Regions from separate parts of the Mus musculus genome. Here region 1 is linked to region 2. A link is a loop called in an ENCODE intact Hi-C map of the cell type or tissue named here. Cell type or tissue: heart. All regions are shown on one strand. Each heading gives the region's core, and the rest is flanking DNA. Links, peaks and the distances in the headings are about the cores only. Region 1 has its middle 12 kb from the start of Bbs5. Region 2 holds the start of Ccdc173 (coiled-coil domain containing 173).

What was found. Hi-C counts contacts between places; a loop is a spot of excess contacts. Peaks named below come from ENCODE experiments on the same cell type or tissue, not always from the same donor. Only the 100,000 strongest peaks of a DNase experiment are listed, where the experiment ranks them.
Region 1: it touches region 2 in a loop (4-fold over the local background); 21 of 42 quality-filtered maps call a loop at or near these places.

The regions. Positions count from the first base shown.
Region 1 is chr2:69,632,708-69,638,083 of GRCm38, forward strand. No RefSeq gene overlaps it. Among named protein-coding and RNA genes, the nearest start is that of Bbs5, 12 kb to the right of the region's middle. In heart, for the core only: CTCF peaks have their summits at 2,443 (motif pointing right) and 3,298 (motif pointing right); no DNase peak of the experiment used is centred there; H3K4me3 peaks cover 611 bases; H3K27ac peaks cover 642 bases; H3K27me3 peaks cover 254 bases.
Region 2 is chr2:69,788,282-69,793,657 of GRCm38, forward strand. It overlaps Ccdc173 (coiled-coil domain containing 173), which reads right to left and starts at 1,205. Exons shown (of 9, transcript NM_001077684.1): 1 at 1,134-1,205. The coding sequence starts at 1,182. It overlaps Phospho2 (phosphatase, orphan 2), which reads left to right and starts at 1,456. Exons shown (of 4, transcript NM_028521.2): 1 at 1,456-1,675; 2 at 2,005-2,040; 3 at 4,056-4,210. In heart, for the core only: a CTCF peak has its summit at 2,207; DNase peaks (open chromatin) are centred at 1,340 and 2,200; H3K4me3 peaks cover 1,680 bases; H3K27ac peaks cover 1,221 bases.

The DNA of each region.
Region 1 (5,376 bases), core at 180-5,179, 160 kb before region 2:
TTTGTCCATTTGTTTATTGGATTCTTGACAGGGTTTTTTTCTGTGTAGCCCTGGCTGTCCTGGAACTCACTTTGTAGACCAGGCTGGCCTCAAATTCAGATATCTGCCTGCTTCTGCCTCCCAAGTGCTGGGATTAAATGTGTGTGCCACCACCATCCAACTTACATATGTGTCTTTTACAACCACACATTTAAAAAAATGTCAACGTTAACTGGGTGTGCTAGTACATGTCTGTAATTCCAGCACCCTAGAAGTTGAGAAGGATGGCAAATTCTCAGCCAATGTGAGGTATGTAAGCCAGCCTGAGTTACATAGTGAGACTCTTTCTCAAAAATAGTCATGTTTACTGTGCGTCGATTCTTTAAAAATAAATATATGGAAAGGGAGTTGTGTAACCACCAAATGACTTAAGCAGCATTAACAGGAATCTAAAATCCACACACAATCACAAGCCTTCCACACACTAAAGTAATGAGATTTCATGTAAGGCTGTTTCTACAATGCTTACCCAGCTCACACAAAGCCCTGAATTCTACCCCAGCATCACATAAACAGGACATTGGCGAACATCCCTGCAATCCCAGCACTTGGGTGGCGGAGGCAGAAGGGTCCAAACTCCAAGGTGAGCCTCAGCTGCAGGAGACTCGATATCAAGAAAAGCAAGAACAAAAACCATAACAAAGACTGTGTCCATCACATCCGTTTTACTGGGACATTGACAAAATGAGAAGTAGCCAAGGAAGTGACCAAAAAACGGTTAGGGGATGCTAAGCCTGGGTACATTTAGCCTGGAGGGGAGAGAAATTTACACAGTAACCTATCTACTAAGTTAGGAAAGGTGCCCACTAGTTTACTGAGGCAGCCTGAGAAAAACCCCTAGCTGCAAGAAGACAGACCTCAAATCACTGAAGAAAGACTCTGGGATCATTCGAGTTGGGAATGACGTGCCTAGAGAGGCAGGGAGCTTTCTACTCCTGGGAATCACTGAGATTGTTCCAGCAGATGTTAAATAACCGCATGTCAAGATTATTGTTGGCAGGATTACTTCCTGAGTAGGAGACTGGTCTACTTAACCTCTAAGGTCTCAACCAACTCAATTCCTGTATCCTGCTTTATAAACGATGCTGTAAATCACCCTGGCCTCATGTGTGTCTCCAGCTCCCTGCGGTTCATTACCAGGCATGTTTATATACTGAGCACTTCCCAATCATCATGGACGTCAAACATAGTTCCAAAGAAGCGTCCAGGATGCTGCTTTATGCCGTCTCACCAGCCACGGGGAAGGAGAGATGCAGACAGTGAGATGGCTCAGAAGGTTATTGCTGCTCCATCTGGCAACCGGAGTTCAATCCCTGGAACCCACATAAAGGCAGAAGGAGAAAACCAACTCCACAAAGCTGTCCCTGATCTTTGCACACCCACTGTGGCACATTTGACCACACATCACCAAGCACACATTCACAGTAACAATGTATTTACTAAAATGTCTAGTGGATGAATAGAAAAAATTTACCCTGGTTAGGTGCTTGTGTTCTCTTTAATGTGTCTGTCTGTCTGTCTGTCTGTCTGTCTGTCTGTCTGTCTGTTTTAGACAGGTCTCACACAGCCCAGGTTGTCTTCAAACTCCCTGTGTGTCTGAGGATGACCTTGAATTTCGGATTCTGCTGCCTCCATGTGCTGTGCTCTGGGAGGATGATTCTAGTTCTCACTTTCTTTGTCTCTATTTCCTCTTTCATAAGGATGGCCTGAATTCAGGGTTCTCCTGCCTCCACTTCGCAGTGCTGGTACTACAGGTGTGCACACTGCACCTCAATGCTACTTTCATCTTTTAAAGTTATTATTTTAACTGAGTGAATAAACTGTATTTGAAGAAATGGCAACTACCAAAGGGGGTGGGGTGGACTATTAAAGCTAGGACAAAGTCAGTCCCTCTGCATGCCAGAATGTGTTGTGTAGTCCCTATGGGAAGCAGGTTAGCAAAGCAAGGGGTCTGTCAACTAGGTGGAGGCTCGTGCCTGTAATCTTATTACTGGGCAGGATGAGGCAGGAGAATTACAAATGGGCTATATAATGAATCCAAAGGCAGCCTGACTGGAGTGGGAGCCCATCTTTGAATGAATGAATGAGTGAATGAATGAGTGAATGAATGAATGAATGAATGAATGAATATTTAAAACCAATTTCCCTAGAATACACTAACATACATTTGCTTACAACTGCAGGATTGCTTTACTATATAAACACAGCAGAATTAATTTAGTCCCTGATCATCTGAGAAAATACAGAACAATATAATAAAGACATCTGTAAAAGAACCGGCATAGTCCTCACAAATGCTAGGTCTCCATAAACTCTCTGAATTCTATCTGAAGTCTGCTTGATGTAGTTAACAGTGATTTTTGCATTCCAGTGTATAATCAACACTCACTCCGCTTCGTAACTGCTGTCCTAAGAACTGGCCACACGGTGTCACTATTGTCCTAGAGAAAAACTTCAACGACGCTCCTCCCCCGCCACCCTTCCTGTTGTTTTTTTGTTTTGTTTTCTTTTGTTTTGTTTTTTTCCTGTGTCTTTTTTTCCCCCTTTAAAATTAGCATTTGGGGTGGCGGGGGTGGGGGAGGGGGTGTGGAGGGGGGAGGGGAGAGCCTGGAGAATTGGCGTTGAGGTTAAGAGCTCTTGTTGCTATTGCCGAGGAGCTGATTTTGATTCTCAGTATCCACACAGTGGCTCACAATCATCCAGAACTTCAAACGTGTTATAAAAATGTACATGCTGGGAAAACACTCATGCATATAAAAATGTGTGTGTGTGTGTGTGTGTTGCCCCTGTGTCAGAGGACAACTCTGTGGAGTTGGCACCTGTTTGTGAGTACTTCCCAACTTTTCAGAAGGGCTGGCTTCAAGGTAAGCACATTTTTTCGTACTTATTTTGCCAACCCACAAAGTCCTCTTAAAAGAACTAAGTCCTGCTCATGGTGTGAGAAGGAAGTGTCAAAAAGAGTGTTTCCTTAAAGTTTTGTGGGGTTTTTTGGGGGGAGGGGGAGTTTCGAGACAGGGTTTCTCTGTGTAGCCCTGGCTGTCCTGGAACTCACTCTGTAGACCAGGCTGGCCTTGAACTCAGAAATCCGCCTGCCTCTGCCTCCTGAGTGCTGGGATTAAAGGCGTGCACCACCACGCCCGGCTCCTTAAAGTTTTGAATTAATTAACCTCCCTTTAAATTTATTTTTATTTGTATGGTTATCTTTGCCTTCAGGCATGGCTGTGGACCATGTGCATGCAATGCCTGATGAGGCCACAAGAGGGCATTTGTTTCTCTAAAACTGGAGTTGACGGTTGTTAGCCACCATGTGGGTGCTTGGTGCCAAACCCTGATCCTCCGGAAGAACTCCAGTGGTCTTCCTCACTGAGCCAGCCAGTGTGCCCCCTCTCCCTTTAAAAAACTTTTGTTAAAAAAAAAAAAGTTTCTTTGTTTGTGGGGGAGAGCTTGCTCTTCTGGCTGGCATGGGGTAATTTTTAGTTGTTGGCCCTTCTACCATTTGGGTTATCTATATCAAACTTAGATTATCAGCCTTGGCAGCAAGTGTATTTCCCCAATACGATACCCCCCCCCCCCCGAATCCCCATTTTTTGTTTGTGTGTGTGTGTGTGTGTGTGTGTGTGTGTGTGTGTGTGTTTGAGACAGTTTTTGTTTGTGTAGCCCTGGCTGTCCTGGAAGCCCTGGCTTTCCTGGAACTCACTCTGGCCAGTGACCAGGCTAGCCTCAAACTCAAGAGATTCCCCTGCCTCTGCCTCCCCAATGCTGGGATTAAAGGCTATTGCCAACCTCCCAGTTATCCTTTTAATCGGCAGAAGAGCACTATATTTTTCTCCTAGGGGTTGTGTGGGTTTTTAAATAGAGATAATATTGACATAATTTGTAGCCAAGGCATAGGCACCTGTAGTCCCAGCTACTTGGAAGGACCAATTACAAGGAGGATCATTTGAGCTGAGACAGCAAGGCTAGCCTGCAATAAATACTGATGCATGTCTCTAAAAACAAACAAACAGGGTTAGCAAGATGGTTCCAAGCTGTGGTGGTTTGAATAGGTTTGGCCCCTAAGACACATGTGCTTAAATGCTTGGCCCACAGGGTGTGGCACTATTATGAGGTGTGGCCTTGTTAGAGTAGGTGTGGCCTGGTTGAAGGAAGTGTGTCGCTGTGGGGTGGGCTTCGAGATCTCCTGTATGCTCAAGCCAGGTCTAGTGTGGCATTCACTTCTGCTGCCTGTGGATCCAGGTGTAGAGCTCTCAGCTCCTTCTCCAGCGCCATGTCTGGCTTGAGGCTGCCATGTTTCCCCACCATGATGATAATGGACTAAACCTCTGAAACCATAAGCCAAGCCCCAGTGGAATGCTTTCCTTTATAAGAGTTGCCTTGGTCACAGTGTCTCTTCACAGCAATAGAACCCTATGTAAGACAAGAGCACATAAGCATTGGCTTCGCAAGCCCGACTACAAAGCAGGAGGTTGGCTGAGAACTTTCTGCTGCTGAACAGCTTCTTATAGTTACTTAGTGTGGGAAACCACATAACAGCCCTGTGTCCTGGTGCTGCTGGGAGTTATGTCTGTCTACTATTGCTAAGGGGAGCAGCACACAACCATCTTTGCATCATCTACCTGACCATGACTCTTCCTCTTGGGCTCCACGAGGTATAAGCAAAAACCCAGAAATAAGCATACAAACAGTTTTGGTTTGTTTCATGTATAATCTCATACCATAAAGGACTTCTTATTCCTTAACTTTATTTTATGTGTATGAATATTTGCTTTCATCTCTGTGCACCACGTGAATGCCTGGTGCTCTCAGAGGCTAGAAGAAGGCATCAGATCTGGAACTGGAGCTACAGATCATAGTGATGCCACTCTATGTGGTGCTGGGAATCAAACTCAGGTCCTCTGGAATAGCAGCAGTTGTAATCACTGAGCCATCTCTCCAGCCTCCTTGTTCTCACTGCTGTAAGATCTATTTATTTTATGTATGTGAGTACACTATCGCTGTCTTCAGACACACCAGAAGAGGGCATCAGATCCCTTTACAGAGGGCGTCAGATCCCTTTACAGATAGCTGTGAGCTACCATGTGGTTGCTGGGAATTGAACTCAGGACCTCTGGAAGAACAGTCAGTACTCTTAACCACTGAGCCATCTCTCCAGCCCTCTCTAACTGTTCTTGAGAAACAACCATTTCCCCCCTACCTGCAGGAACAAAAACATCAAACCTGCTCTCACTTTTACCAGTTTAGTAGAATAAAATCGAGCAAGCAGGGCTGGACAGATGGCTCAGCAAATAAGCACTTGCTGCTCTCCCAGAGGACTAAGTTCAATTCCCAGCTCCACAC
Region 2 (5,376 bases), core at 287-5,286:
AGATATTTAATAATAATAATTTAAGCATAATTCATACAATTATAATCATGAAGTAGCACAGAAAATAATTTTATGGTGCGGGTCGCCACAACATAAGGAACTGTATGTAATAAAGGGTCACAGCACTAGGGAGATTGAGAACCACTGTTCGAAAGCATCTCTCCTCAATACACAGCAGTTTTTCCAAGTGGAGCAATTCAGAAAGAGGCTGAGAGAAGCCAGTTTGAATCAGTCAGCTTGCAGAGGAGTTTGGGCCAGAACACCTGTGTTGAACCATCGAGGCCAGAGTTCAGAAAGAACTAGAAAGGGTGAGCTTATTCAGCAGTAAGCCTCCAAGACAACAGTTACATCTGGTGAATAAAAATTACTTTTACAATGTCCTTGTGTATGAATCAAATTTCCTAATGTTCCCACTGACCAGATTGTGTCTATCCTAGGGTGCAGGGTGGGGGTAGGGTGCTATTGCTACAGAACTCAAGCAAAACGTGAAGATAGTTCAAATTTCCAAGAATCTATTAGTTACCATGACAACAATTAAACTTGTGGAAAGACTTTGTTTTTAGAAGTCCTACTTGCTCACATCTTTGAAAAAAAATCAAATCTTAGGTCACTTTAATTGGTCACTTTAATTACCTCATTATCATTTTTTTTTTTTTTTTTACATTATCAAAGCATTTGACTAGGGGAGAATTTTAACTTTAGCGTGGAAAGAACTGAGGTTTTTCCGTGAGCTTTAGAAAAGATTACTCAGCAGGTCTGCAACATTATAAAGATTTTGATAGGTCAATAACATTTCCAAACGGCATTCCAAAATTTATTCAACGAATTACAAAGCTTAAGTGCCCCGAGTGTCTGACGAGTTACAGCTGGGGTAAGGCTCTAACTGCTGCCTTTTCTACCCCTATTCTACTCCTAGTCTATTCTTTCTACTGCTACGCTCCCCTAGTCCTCTTTCCTTTTTCCACTCATTCACCTGAAGGCCAACCTGCCTAACTTCCAAGGATGCTTGCTGGGACTGCTTTCGACTTGGTTAAAGCCCATTTCAAAAGGCAACCGAAGCCCTCACTTTGTCACCCTATGCTGGGGTTCTAGAAACAACAACCCCAGCTCCGGCACGGGCCAAGGCAGCTCACCTTGGCTTTCCTTCGCCTGCCCGGAGCGCCGTCCAAAGCGCACCTGCATCTTTAACAAAGCTGATCCCGCGAGTCCAGAGCAGGTGATACTACTTCCAAGCTGAAGTCAGCTACTGAGCGATAACTAAACCATTTGGTTGTTTAGCAACCACGCCGGAAGTGACGTCAGTCTCCAATCCAGGAACCAGGAAGGAGCCCTGTCCGCGGCTGAACCGAGGCCCGAAGCCCGGGTGTGCGCGTGCGCAGTGCAGAGCAGTGGGCGAGCCGGCGCTAGCAGTTCACCGGCTGCGTAAGGCACGAGAACCAACCGGCCGACGCTGGTGCTGATGCTGGCGGCCCGCTGCGACCCAGGCCTGGGTCAGTGAGGAGCCCTCGGTCCCGCTCGGCCGCTGCCGCTTTTCTCACTCGCTGCGCTAGTTTGGAACCGGCCGGTGTGCGAGTCGAGGCCCAGGCTGGGTGCGAGCTTCTACTCTGCGCCCCGCTGGCTGAGGTGAAGGACAGCCCTTTGACCACCGAGCCACAAGGATTAAAGGACAGAAAAGGTGTTTTTAAATGATTTGATTTATGAGGCATAGTCAGGACTATATGAGACCCTGTCAGTTGTTACGTAGGACTATTAAAACTTGAATGTTGTCCCCAGAACATTCGCGTTGATACCTTTAACATACATTAAACTGCTTGGTAAATAACTTGTAATTAGTGTACTTCGGGAACCAGTCAGTCTCTAATGACACAAAAAGTGGACTGGCACTTGATCTCAGCAGAGGCTCTCCTGACATATCGCTGTACAGCTGATTTCATTACTAAATTAAAGGAAGTGCGACTTTCAATAATGAACGTTCTAATGCATAGTTGTGCTATCTCTCCTCAGGTTTTCTATCAGAGATGTTCCACTGTAATAATGCTGGTAAGTATGGAAGGATTAATAAAAATTTCTGGAGACGGAACTTTTGTGTACTTGTGCTAAGCGAGTTGAAAGCTCCGCAGGGCTGGAAAGGTCAGGGATTGAACTGTCTTTGTAGGCCAACAGCCGCTTGCATAGTTTGTGAGGGAGCACGACGCCTAGCGAGAGATCGGTGAATTACACAGTGCTAGCTGCATCCCCAGCAAATTGTACCTTTCTCTTCCTAAGGCCCTCTTCCCACAAGATAACGCAGAGTGAGCAGGAAGTTCCTTCACGGGACAGAAACTCTGAGCTGAGGGACCTCACCACAAGGGACAACACAGGTGCCCTTTAACCTGTTCACTCTAGAGTTATCCTTGAAGCAACTGGGGCAGAGTATATAACTTAGAAGGCAGAAGCTGTGTAGACCACGTCTCTCAGTGAAAATTATCAGGAGTTTTACCAAATTAGTTACAAGTATTGAACCTCATAAAATATCTCAGTAACGTTCTCATATGGTCTTATATTTCAAATAGGGTCTCATATTTGACTTGAAACTCCCGATTGCAAGTGCCTTTTCCATACAAGTTGGTCTAGAACTAGTTTTTTTTTTTTGGGGGGGGGGTTGGGTTTTTTTTTTGTTGTTGTTGTTTTTTTTTTTTTTTTTTTTTTGTCTCGAAGCTCTTTTGCACCCTAATTGGAAACAGAATTTAAATGACTATTGAGATATTTTAAAAACAAAATCAGAAACAAACAAACAAAAACCCACAAATGACAATTAAACCACTCATTAAGATCTGGCCACTGTCCATAAACCATTTTATGCGTGCTATACTTAGTTATGTGTATGTTTGTATATGTGTTTGTGTGAGAGTAAGTGCACATGATTGAAGGTGCCCAAAGAGACTAGGGCTGTCAGACCCCCCTGGAGCTTCAGTTACAAGTAGTGATAAGCCACCAAAACTTGGATCTTCTACAAAAACAGTCAATGTTCTTAACTGCTCAGCTGCCTCTCCAGCCCCTTATTTATTTACTTCTTTGGGGTGTATGTGTGTGTGTACTCGAATGTAACAGCCATGGCATCTAGAGACATTAAGTCCCCTGGAGCTAAAATTGTCCCACCTGACTTGGGTTCTGAGAAGAGCAACATGGGCTCTTACCCAGTGAGCCATCTCTCCAGCCCTGAGAATACTGTTTTGATTTTGTTAATAAAATGTGTTACTGTGTGTGTATTGAGTGAGTGTGATGGTGTACTAGTCAGACGGCAAGCATTTGGAGTCCTCTTCCCCTGTGGGGGTGTCTTGAGGATCTCACACTGAACTTGTCAGACTCGTTCAGCAAGGGGTTCCCCATCCTCTCTGCTCACTGGCCCTCTTCACACTGCACACTTGACACTGCGTAACCGAAGCTGCGTCCAACAGTGCAGCATTATGTCTGCCTCAGCCTCCTGAGTGCTGGGATTACTGGTCTGGTTTTCAAATTTTCAAACTTTAGTAAAAGAGTTCCCTGGTAAATTGACATTGTTAAAAGTTGGTCTGTGAACTTCCTTAAGTTTTGTAGATTTCTATTTTAAGTACATCACTCATAGCTGAATATAAATAAAATAATAGTGTTTCCCTTTTAATGAGAAAAACTGAAATGATATTCAGTTGACTTCATACTTATGATTTTATTAATCAGATAAAATATTTTTATGGCATTCTTTTTTTAGTATTTATTCCAAGTATATATGTATAATCAAATTGTTTCTTCATTGCTAGTACATGTTTTGTTTTGTTTTGTTTGTTTTTTGTTTTTCGAGACAGGGTTTCTCTGTGTATCCCTGGCTGTCCTGGAACTCACTCTGTAGACCAGGCTGGCCTCAAATTCAGAAATCCGCCTACCTCTGCCTCCCAAGTGCTGGGATTAAAGGCATGTGCCACCACGCCTGGCTGTTTTTGTTTTTTGTTTTTTGGGGTTTTTTTTTTTTTATATGAAGAAGATGAATCTAATTAGAAAAAATAAATTTTGAACCTTTAAAATATTTCTATTAATTTTAGGAGTTAAAAAGTCTTTGTTCCTTTGCTGCATATCAGAGCAATTTCTCTGCATACAGAACTGGAGTAATGTTTACAAACAGCTGGCAAATTGAAGACTGCAGTGGCCTAACCTCTGTGCTGAAGTAGCATTAATTGGACTGCAAGTACCAGTTTGGGTAAGTGGTTTTAATAAAAAATATGTTTACAAGACAGGAAAAAAATCTAAAATTGAGAAAAAAATACTCTTAGATTAACTTTAAATGTGAGTTTACTTCACTCATATTCTTCTCAGCCTGGTCTGTTGAGTGAGTTCCCGGACAGCCAGGCTACACAGAGAAACTCTGTTTCAAAAAACCAACCAAATTTTAAAAATTCACTAATTTGTTAGGGAAAATTTTTCTTTTAATATGGTGCTGGAGATAAAACTGAGGTGTCGCACATGTTAGGCAGTCTCTCCCTCTGAACTATGTATACATCCCTAGAAAACTTTTTAAAATCATACTCTGTGAATCTCCATAAGGTATGTGTGGTAGTTTGAATATGGTTGGCCCATGGGAAGTGATGCTATTAGAAGGTGTGGCCTTATTGGAGGAAGTGCATCACTGTGGGGGTGGACTTTGAAGCTCCACCTGGTGTGGATGTGACCTTCCTCGGCTGCCTAGAAAACGGCCTTCTGTTTGCTTTTGGGATAGGATATAGTACTCTCAGCTCCTCCAGCATCATGCCTGCCTGGACACTGGCATTCTTCCCACCATGGTGATAATGGACGAGACCTCAGAACCTGTGAGGCAGCCGCCATCCCCAGTTAAATGTTGTGCTTTATAAAAGTTGCGTTGGTCATGGTGTCTCCTCATAGCAATGGAAGCCCTAAGGCAGTATATTTAATTTAAATGTTCTTTTTTGTGGGGGAGGGGAGGGTTCAAGACATGGATTTTTCAAGTAGCTCTGGCTGTCCTGGTACTCACCCTATAGACCAGGCTGGCCTTGAACTCAGATCTCTCTGCCTCTGCTGGAATTAAAAGGGTGTGCCACCACTGCCTAGTTAACTGAAATGTTCTTAAGTGATCAGTGATCATCAGTTTTGCCTCACTGTTGTTGTTTGGTTGGTTGGTTGGTTTTTGGTTTTTTGAGACAAGGTTTCTCTGTAGCCTTGGCTGTCCTGGAACTCACTTTGTAGACCAGGCTGGCCTCGAACTCAGAAATCCGCCTGCCTCTGCCTCCCAAGTGCTGGGATTAAAGGCGTGCACCACCATGTCCGGCTCGTCTCACTGTTATTTACTGAATTATTTGTATGTGAGAGTGAGTTTCCCACTTAAACCTCTGGCAGCCAATGATACCTGGA